Regions from separate parts of the Homo sapiens genome. Here region 2 is linked to region 1. A link is a loop called in an ENCODE intact Hi-C map of the cell type or tissue named here. Cell type or tissue: PC-3. All regions are shown on one strand. Each heading gives the region's core, and the rest is flanking DNA. Links, peaks and the distances in the headings are about the cores only.

What was found. Hi-C counts contacts between places; a loop is a spot of excess contacts. Peaks named below come from ENCODE experiments on the same cell type or tissue, not always from the same donor. Only the 100,000 strongest peaks of a DNase experiment are listed, where the experiment ranks them.
Region 2: it touches region 1 in a loop (2.0-fold over the local background); 2 of 110 quality-filtered maps call a loop at or near these places.

Annotation. Positions count from the first base shown.
Region 1 is chr4:73,590,809-73,597,057 of GRCh38, reverse strand. RASSF6 (Ras association domain family member 6) reads left to right here. Exons shown (of 11, transcript NM_177532.5): 4 at 3,465-3,607. Among named protein-coding and RNA genes, the nearest start is that of RASSF6, 27 kb to the left of the region's middle. In PC-3, for the core only: CTCF peaks have their summits at 3,035 and 3,234 (motif pointing left); a DNase peak (open chromatin) is centred at 3,217.
Region 2 is chr4:73,861,563-73,865,744 of GRCh38, reverse strand. No RefSeq gene overlaps it. Among named protein-coding and RNA genes, the nearest start is that of CXCL1, 5.7 kb to the left of the region's middle. In PC-3, for the core only: CTCF peaks have their summits at 954 and 1,157 (motif pointing right); DNase peaks (open chromatin) are centred at 594 and 1,164; H3K4me3 peaks cover 711 bases; H3K27ac peaks cover 1,757 bases.

The sequences.
Region 1 (6,249 bases), core at 2,075-4,574:
GCCTGTGTCCTGGATGGTATTACCTAGTTATCTTCCAGTGTTTTTGTAGTTTTACATTTTACATTTCGATCATTAGTCCATCCTGAGATAATTTTTGTATATGGTGTAAAGAAGGGATCCAGTTTCAGTTTTCTGCATATGGCCAGCCAGTTATCCGAGCACCATTTATTGACTAGGGAATCCTTTCCCCTCTGCTTGTTTTTGTCATATTTGTTGAAGATCAGATACTTGTAGATATGCAGTCTCATTTCTGGGTTCTCTACTCTGTTCCATCAGTCTGTGTGTCTGTTCTCGTACCAGTATCATGCTGTTTTGGTTACTGTAGCCCAGTAGTATAGTTTGAAGACAGGTAGTGTGATGCCTCCAGCTTTGTTCTTTTGCTTAGGATTGCCTTGGCTATTCAGGCTGTTTTGGATTCATATGAATTTTAAAATAGTTTTTTCTATTTCTGTGAAGAATGTCAACAGTAGTTTAATGGGAATAGCATTGAATCTACAAATTGCTTTGGGCAGTATTGCCATCTTAACAATATTAATTCTTCCTATCCATGATCATGGAATGATTTTCCATTTGTTTGTGTCATCTCTGATTTCTTTGAGCAGTGACTTATAGTTATCTTTGTAAATATCTTTCACTTCCCTTGTTAGCTGTACTCCTAGGTATTTTATTCTTTTTGTGGGAGTTTGTTTGGGATTTGGCTCTTGGCTTGATTGTTGTTGGTGTATAAGAATGCTAGCAACTTTTGCACATCGATTTTGTATCCTGAGACTTTGCTGAAGTTGCTTATCAGCTTAAGAAGCTTTTGGGCTGGAACGATGGGGTTTTCTCAATATAAGATTATGTCATCTGCAAACAGGGATAGTTTGACTTCCTCTCTTGCTATTTGAACGTCCTTTATTTCTTCAAAAGCATTTTTAGGAGTGCCACTGGCAGGCTACTGTACAAAGTGGCCTTATGTTTACTTTTTTTCTTTTTATTTAATTTCAGTGTTTCATTCTCCACACGTCTCTTCACTCAGCCTTGTATTCTGATGGAGCTCACTTTACATATTTACAATATCTTCCTGGCCAAAGGGGACATTAGAATTTTCTACTCCTGATTTAATTTCATGGCACAGCATGGACTTTAGGCGACCATGATTTGGCTTAAATCTACAGTTTGGACAGAAGGAAATTTACAAAGCACTCTGGCCTTTCCTATTGAGCTTAAATGATTTAGTTCAATTGGGTATTTCAGTTACTTTCCCAAATTCAATAATATACTGAATTAAATAACTAATCTCTTTATAAAGAAGTGGGCCTAATTTTAAATTATTTCAACATTGTCCTGTATCTTAAATCTTAATATATACAATTATAAAAATATAAAATTTAGGAAAAGAGTAAAACTAGGAAAATGATTATTTATACTTTAATTCAAAAGTTTCCACAAAATTCATGATGTTAAGTTTGTTTCCTTTAGGTAAATATTTGAGTTTTTGTGTTATGAACATTTAAGTTGAGGCATATTCTTTCCAATTCTGTACATCAGTGCTCCATTTATAATACAAAAGTTATTCAGGTCAGGTGCTGTGGCTCATGCCTATAATCCCAGCACTTTGGGAGGCCGAGGCAGGTGGATCACCTGAGATCAGGAGTTCGAGACCAGCCTGGCCAACATAGCAATACCCTGTCTCCACTAAAAAAGAAATACAAAAATTACCCAGGCATGGTGGTGCATGCCTGTTATCCCAGCTACTCGGAAGGCTGAGACAGGAGAATCACCTGAACCAGGAGGTGGGGATTGCAGTAAGCTGAGATCACACCACTGTACTCCAGCCTGGGTGACAGAGCGAGACTCTGTCACACACACAAACAAAAAAAAGTTATTTAATTTTTTAAAATAGTTTCATGTTTTATATAATTTTTAAAAACTGTATGAGGTGAAGTGTACGGTGAGGCTACCAGACTTTTCAATCTTTACACACTGATCAATAAAGTCATAATTCAGAATTTTTCAAATCTTCTGACACTGTTTAAAAGGGGCAGTCCTTGGATGACAATATGTGGCTTTATTCATCTTTGGTTAATTAATCAATTAATTAAACAAATATTTATTGAATGTCTACCATGTACCAGACACCATTTTAAAAGCTGGAGATATAGCAATGAAGAATTTAACAACCTCAGCAGAGTAGTGGGTTTTGTTTTTCTTTTCAGAGATTCTATAAGTTTTTGATACAAAGGCTTAATTGAGTTCTAGTTAGGCAGAGAAAGAATGCTGTCCACCATTAACTATATAATCTATATCATATACAGTCATTTCAAGGAATAAATTGTGTTTGATTGTTGAAAACAACTGATTGGTAACCTGACCTCTTAGTAATCTGAAATGTAAAGTCAAAAGTGGAAGAAGTGCAAAACTTTGTTTCAGGAGTGATTCCAAAGCAAGTTTATCAGCCAAAGAAATAATAAACAGTAATATAGAGCACCTATTGAATGCCAGGCGCTGTGAATTAGGGGTTATCATAATGTCTGTTTTTCACATGAGAAAGCCCAAGTTTAAAGGTAGCCAGTGACTTGTCCAAGGCCACAACTAGGAAGTGGCAGAGCCAGGGTTTGAGCACAGGTCTGTCTGATTCCAGAGTCTGGAGTTTTCATTATGCTCTCAAATAAGAATTGAGTGTTTAAATGTTGTCTAACAATTGATTCTTCATAATATTAATAATAGTTAATGAATGTTAAAATAGGTATTGGGTGGCTGGCATATGACTTTTGTTAGTTTCTACATTTTCCAAAGTTTCTATAACAGAAAACATTACTTTAACATTGGAAAAGCACTTTCATATATATAATGATTATTTATGCTTTAATTCAAAACTTTCCACAAAATTTATGTTAAATTTGTCTCCTTCTTCTGCTATACTACAGTATTTCTAATTTTAAAGAAATTCTTCAAATGCTATTGTTTTTACAAAAAATATATCTATGTTTTGAATTTTTACAGCGTGTTTTCACACGTGTTATTTTACTTGTTTTGCATAACTTTGTGAGTTAAATTTTTTTCTGTTCAGCAATGAGGAAATAGCTGCTAAATCTTTAAATAGATGTTTTTTTCTAATTTCTAGTTCAGCATAATTTTTAAATCTGCTTTAATTTTAAATTAAACAAAATTAGAGAATTAAAATTCCACTTAATGGAAGAATCAGAGTTCAGAAAGCATTTTGACATACTGTGCCCTCTGGTGGACATGCCATTACCATTATGATTTACTCACTTTGCTGGGTATAGCTGTTTTCAAAAATAAAAGAATGTTTCAAAAATAGAATTGCTTTGTAGATAAATTGGAAAGCCAAACAACAACCCTGGCGTTTCTTTTTAATCTATTTAGGTTTCTTACGCACTTAATTTCTACATCTTCGTTAAAACATTTACCGTCTATAAATAATACAAAAACAATTGGGGGATTATTCATTTCTTCCTTAGACTGAAGATGGCAAACTAATTGTTGAAGGAATGCTGGACATTTTCTGGGGAGTAAAACGACCTATACAGCTAAAAATACAAGATGAGAAGCCATTCTCTTCTTTTACTAGTATGAAGTCATCAGACGTCTTCTCCAGCAAAGGGTAAGCTATCTTTCATGTTTTTAATTCCTCAGAAGATGATCTTCATATCTAGTTTTATTGCGTGCACTCTTAAGGAGGGAAACTTAAGCTTGTGTAAAACTGATTACACACAATCTCATTTAATTTCCCAGCAATGGCCGGGCACGGTGGCTCACACCTGTAATCCCGGCACTTCGGGAGGCCAAGGCAGGTGGATCACCTGAGGTCAGGAGTTCGAGACCAGCCTGGCCAACATGATGAAACCCTGTCTCTACTAAAAATACAAAAATTAGCTGGGCGTGGTGGCAGCCGCCTGTAATCCCAGCTACTCGGGAGGCTGAGGCAGGAGAATCGCTTTAATCCGGGAGGCGGAGTTTGCAGTGAGCCGAGATTGCGCCATTGCACTCCAGCCTGAGCAACAGAGTGAGACTTTGAAAAAAAAAAAAAAAAAATCCCAGCAACTCAATGAAGTTGGTGTTCAGAAACTAGGGCTCTTCAAGATTAACTAATTTGTGCAAGATCCCCAATTACGATGTGGCAGAACTGGACTGGGCCTTACTTCTGTCTGGGGTCCACAGCCTGTGGTCTTGACTCCTCTGCTCTGCTACTTCTCTCCTGGAGACTGCATTCCTTCATTGGAAAAGGCAAAATGTAAAGTCAGAATTTGATTTACCCTGGCCTGGTCTCCAAAATAAGAGGATAAAATCTAAATGTCTTCTTTCCTTGGAACAAAGGGCTCATTGTGCTTTCTACCAAGGAAACTTAATGATGTTCCATCTGATTGTCCCAATCCTGTTCAACAGAGCACCCTGAAATGCACTTGAAGTTAAATAAATGCACAAAACAGTCCCTTGTGTGGGCTTATGCAAGTGTCCCTTGGATATCCAGGTTGGGCTGATTTTTTCCTTACCCCTTTACAAGTTTCAGAAAAATTAATAAATATTCTCAGCAAGAAACATACCTGTATAAAAGTTCCTTTCATCCTTTTTTTCCATCCCTTCTTCCTTTTTAGTCCTTACCTCTCCAGCTCAACCCACTGTGTATATACATTGAGATACCAAGCCTTCTTTTCCCACCATTCATCCTCGCATCCATTGTTAGATGAGCTGGCATTCTATCAGAGGAGGCAATGGAGAAAGAGCTGCCAGGACAATTTGCCCAATGTAATATTTGGCCACAACTAGGGAAAATTAATTATCACCTTGACAGAAGTCTGCTTTTCCTTTGGAAAAAATATTTAAGCCCGACTATGATTTTCACCTTGCCAATATTTCTCAAAAATTATGCTACTGCCATGCTGAATGTTTTGTAATTCCCTACACATTTCATGCAATTTCTAATTTTCCTGACTCTGCCTAGAAGTCTCCCTGCTTCTCCACATCCATTTGCCTGAGTCTCTTCCACCAGTCCTTTAAGACGCAGGTGAGGTAACATGTTCTCCAGAAAGCCATTTCTGACCCCTCAGTCTATACGAGGCTCACTGAAAACTTTTCTATATCACTTGACACACATGCAGTCAATTGTATTTTTGTATACTTATCTCCTTGTCTATAGTGCAAGCTTCTCGGTGGTAGGGAATGTGCTTTATTCATCTTTGTTTTATTTGCTTTATTCATCCCAGTGCCCAACTGTGTGCCTGGCACAAAGAGGAGATTCAAACCATAGTATAGAGCAAAATCCCCAGAAGCCTGTGGTTAAATTACCTCTGCTTTGTTGTCACTACTTAGTCCCTCTATCTATCTCGTCTCCCATCCAAGCTAAGGATTGCCAAGGAGCTTAGGGCTCAGGGCCTAAGGAAGAACGGAAGGGAGGCAGCAGCCTCCAGCAGCCTGAGAGAGCCCCACATTTCTCACTTCAGGTACCTGATGACTGATGGGGCTTATGATTCTAAATGACAAGGAGCATCATTTAAAAGGAAAAATTACTCTTGGGCTCTGCTTTCCGAAAACTGTACAAGATACGGATTTATAAAATTAACTACCATACTTCATATTACCTAAGACCTCATTGCAAAATTCTCTGAGCAGTCACATCTATTTGATGCATTTTAATTTTTTAATTCATGAAAATGTAATAAATATCAAACATTAAAGGAAAATGCCACAGAAATGAAGTAAGGTAATTTTAGTATCACCTTAAACCATCATTATTTTGTATGGCTTTACCAAGATATGTTTTAAGTTTTATTTTATTTTTAATTGACAAATAATAATTCTATAAATTTGTGGGATACATGTTTTTATGCATATGTACATTGCAGAATGAACCAAACAGGCTAATTAACATATCAATCATCTCAAATATTTATCATTTTTTGTGGTGAGAATAGAGAATATAAAAAATTCTCTTATTTAACTCTTTTGAAGTATGCAATATATTATTATTAACCATGATATTTTTTAACTTCTCAAATTTAAAACACTTGTTCCTAGCAATTCTGAATTTTTGGATGAGTTTCAAGAGCCCAGGTGGACAAGGTAATATGCCTCTCCATATACTGCCACAGGTTCTAAAATAATATCCTCATGATACACCTGCTATAGGATCCATTTACATTTTGCATTGTTTATTAGTACATTGCTGTGAAGCAAACAGGAATTGGCTCTTTTTGTTTAAAGTGGAGAAAAATTACCTAGAAACCTTGACTGGCTTGTCCTTTTCCA
Region 2 (4,182 bases), core at 1-2,500, 270 kb before region 1:
AGATTGAAGAACCATCACAGTCCAGAGGAAATTATGGAGATATGACAATCCACTGCAGTGTGGTACTTTGGTTTGCATTCTGAAACAGAAAGAGGATGTTAACGGAAAAACTGGCAAAACCCAAATAAAATCTGCAGTTCAGTTAAAAGTAATGTGTCAGCGGTGGTTTCTTAGCTTTGACGACTATACCATGATATTGTAAAATGTTCACTTTAAAGGAAAGTGGGTGAAAGATACACAGATACTGTATTGACTTTGCAACTTTTATAAACTTAAAATTATTTCAAAATAATTTTTTTATTTTTTAGTTTCTTTTTTTAAAATAGTTTATTTTTTAAAAAGTTTCTCTTTCTGAATTCATTTAGAATGCCACCAAAATTAAATGGCCATGCGTGTTTCATCTGCTAGCTTTTAGAGAGGAAACTGAATTTTCGTTTAGTGCCTGTTTGTTCAAATATGAAAATCCAAAATATCTACTGCCGAGTTTGGACACTTCATCATGTTTCATAGGATTAAATAGTTTGCCTTCATCATTAATCACGCTGCCCAAATCTCTCATCTAGTTCTGGTAACTGGAGAAAAACACAAGTGTTTCTGCTGTAATCATCTCAGGACCCAACCCAAAACTGACGCAATGAGAGCGCTCAGGGGGAGCAGAGCTCCACAGGAGCTGCCAAGAGAATGAAGCGAATTAAGCATGTCAAGAAGCAGTGGGCATCCGCAGATTAGACAGAACTTGACTCAGGAAAATTTTCATCAAAATCACATTTTGTGTAAATGAATTGGAATGGAAAGAATTTTTTGTTGTTATTTCCTCCTTAATATGCCACTTGTATCAATGAAATCCGCATAAACCAAAATTCAAAATTTATAAGCACAGGAATGCTGTAGCCTGGAAAAATAAACAAATTCATTGTCTTGTTGGAACAAATGTTCCTCCAAGCTAATTTTTTTCAAGAGTTGAATGACGGGATTTTACGCAGTCTTTAAACGTATGCAAGCAACAATTCTTAAAGAAATGGAGGAACCTTTAAAAATGGAAGCTTTGGTAGCTAAATTCCATTTTGCCTGGAATCACTATTGAAACTTTCATAATTAGCAGTCAAATCTGGGAGCTCATGTTTTCTAGACCTGTTTATCTGTCATTGCTGTAGCACTCTGCTGCCTGCAGATGTCACCTGGCAGCTCCCTGCCTCAGCTGCATCAGGTATTTTTCACTCACTAGCCCAAAGTTTCTCTGTTGCTGCCATGTAACATCCCTTTCGCAGGAGAAACCAGAGGCAAAAGATACATGTTTTCCCATTTTTCATGCTTTGGGCAGACATTCTACATCATTTCTCAGAGGATATCCAGTAGGATTGAACCCCAGTTGCCCATGTCCTCTTTTCCTATTTTACTCTTTCCTGTTCTTGAGTCCTCTGTGTTGGGAACATTTCCCCAAATCAATTACATGCATGGCAAGCCCATGACTCAAGCTCTGTATTTTAGGGGAGCCTAAATAGAGGCACTGCTCCATCCTGAGAAGTGACCATGCTCAAGGCAGGCAGGAACCGGCGGGGCAGCTCTCCTCTGCCCCTACTTGCCTTAGGAACTCTTGTCCCTCACACCTGCTGTACCTATTTCTCTATACTCATCTCTTCCAATGTAATGACTCTGGCTCTGAGCAGAGAATAATAAAGATGTGTGAATATGATGTTAGATTTCTGGATCAGTTCACCCCCCAAAGTACAAGGGCATAGTGGGTGCTAGAGTTAGGTTCAGCCTCTCTATTCAGTCTTCCAAAGACTGCTTGTCTGGCACCCCCTTCTCGGAACACCCCCTCGATTACCAGCTCTTAGTCTGTAGATTTCAGGTAAGATAACCCATCTCTCAGTTCCTTCCTGTATGCCACCCCCAGCCCTAACCCTGCTGATTAATTCAGATGTGGACAAGTGACCAAAGCCTGGCTATATTAGAAATAGTTCCTAGAATTTTTGCTGGAACGAATGAAAAGGAGGTTCTGAATTCTCACTGGGATTGCAAAACTGGTAAAATGAGGGCCTGGAATTTTGTAATGCTTGGAGAGAACCTACCTGAGAGCGAATTTGGCCCAGAGAAAAGCAAAGGTAAGACATGAAGGGGACCATCTAAGTATATGTATGGACACCTAGGTCCTCCAGCTGGCTCTGATTTATTTATGAACTTCTCAGTCATGTAGGCCAGCAGATTTTCTTTCTTTTCTTTTTTTTGAGATGGTATAAATTAGATGTCTGTCTCTTGCCAGTGAAATAGTCTTGCCTAATACCACCCATCTTCCACACTTCTGCTACAGACAACTTTCCTACATAGTTGCTCTAGTTACTTTATTGTTAATGCATCTGTCCATTCATCCATTCAAAATTTATCTACCACTCATAATCCAGGAACTAAATTTGGCTCTAAATCGGATTACAAAGAGGGAAAAGAAGACTTTGCTTCAACTGAACTCACATCTACAGAGTGGCACAGAAAGATATGGCATTGTGTGGAGGTCCAAGACACTCAGCTGTGTGCAGAGTTTTGTGGGCACTCACAGGAGGTGAACACCTGACCCTTTTTCTTGGGAGGGTGGGAGCTTCCAGAGAAAACTTTCTGGTAGAGGGTGCTACCTAAGGTGAGTTGGGAAGGGACCCACTTCAGAAGAGGCAGACCAAACAAGCAAAGGAATGGAAACTGGCAACAGTGTAGTGTGACCTGAAAACAAAAATCAGCCGTTTATTTTTTTAACACAGAATTTAACATTTAGATTGATCCAGCAGAAGGATAGGCAGGGCCCAGTCACTGAAGGCTCCTATTTATCAATCAAGGACCATTTCAAATGTCACTTCCATTAAAATCCCATCTTTCCTTCCAAAGGGTTATCTTGGCCTTTGGATACAAATCACATTGTGGGGAGCATTGATTTACATACTCCCATACTGGATTGTGTATTCTGTAAGGAAAGCCATCATATATCTCATTCCTGTTTGCATCCACCAGACTCTAAAATTCTCTCACACCAGTGGTTTTCCTAGGGACCCATCAAAAACTATGAATATCTGGTCCTGAAAGTTCACGGGAAGCTTTGTGCCAGGACTCTGGAAAAAGAAGATGTAAACATGAAGATAAGTTTTCAAACAGGGAGTTAGAAGGAGCTAGAAGAAAAAGTCTCTAAAATGAGTCTGGTTCATGCTAAGCACTCAACAAATGTTTGCTGACATAATGCATGAGTCAATGGTTTCAGGTCACTGTTTTAAAACTAAAATATCCTTAAGTCAGGATATGTGGAAGCTTCCCTTGATGGAGTGTGGAATTTCCTTAGTTTCTTTTGCCTATTTTGACTTTTCAGGACCAGAATAAAAGATGCCAGTGGACATTTAATGAAACCAGATATGACAGTTGGGTCAGAGCCACAGTTTGAATTCTATAGTAAGAGCTAGAAAAGGGGATCCCCTACCTGGGAAAGCCAGAGTAATGAGTCTGAACCAAAGTCCTTAGAAAGCTCTGATGCCCAGGTCTGCCAATACATTTAAAGAGACAGATGGGACCTGCATCCAAAGCCAGAGGGCTTGAGCTCTCCCAGGTGTGGAACAGAAGGGGAACAATGTTAGGAATAAGGCCAGGGAGGTCCTTGTCACAGATGGAGCTGGAATATCTGTGTTTGGTTTATAGGTCATTTGCCTTAGGGCTGATAGAACAATCCAGGTCATTACAGGTTCATGATCTAGGCAGTAAGTGAGTAGATAATAGCTATTCTTCCCACACATTTTAAAATTCATCTGCGTGTAAAAGGCACAGTGATAAGTTTAGTAGAAGAGGAAAAGTTGGATAAAATATGAATTCTAATGTAAAATTCTTTGTTTAGCCTGACTACTTTCTCTTGCAATGCTATATTATTTGTTTTTCTGTTCCTGGCATGATAATCTGATGTTATGATTAGTCTACAGATACTTAAAATCATTCAGGTAACACTGAGAATCATTTGATATATTAGCTTTGCCAGATTTTTTTTTGGAGGGGTGGTTATTGTTTTTATATTTTTTTTTTTTTTTTTTTTTTTGTTTGTTTGTTTGTTTGTTTTGAGACAGAGTTTCACTCTTGTTGCCCAGGCTGGAATGCAATGGCATGATCTCGGCTACTGCAACCTCCGCCTCCCAGGTTCAAGTGATTCTCCTACCTCAGCCT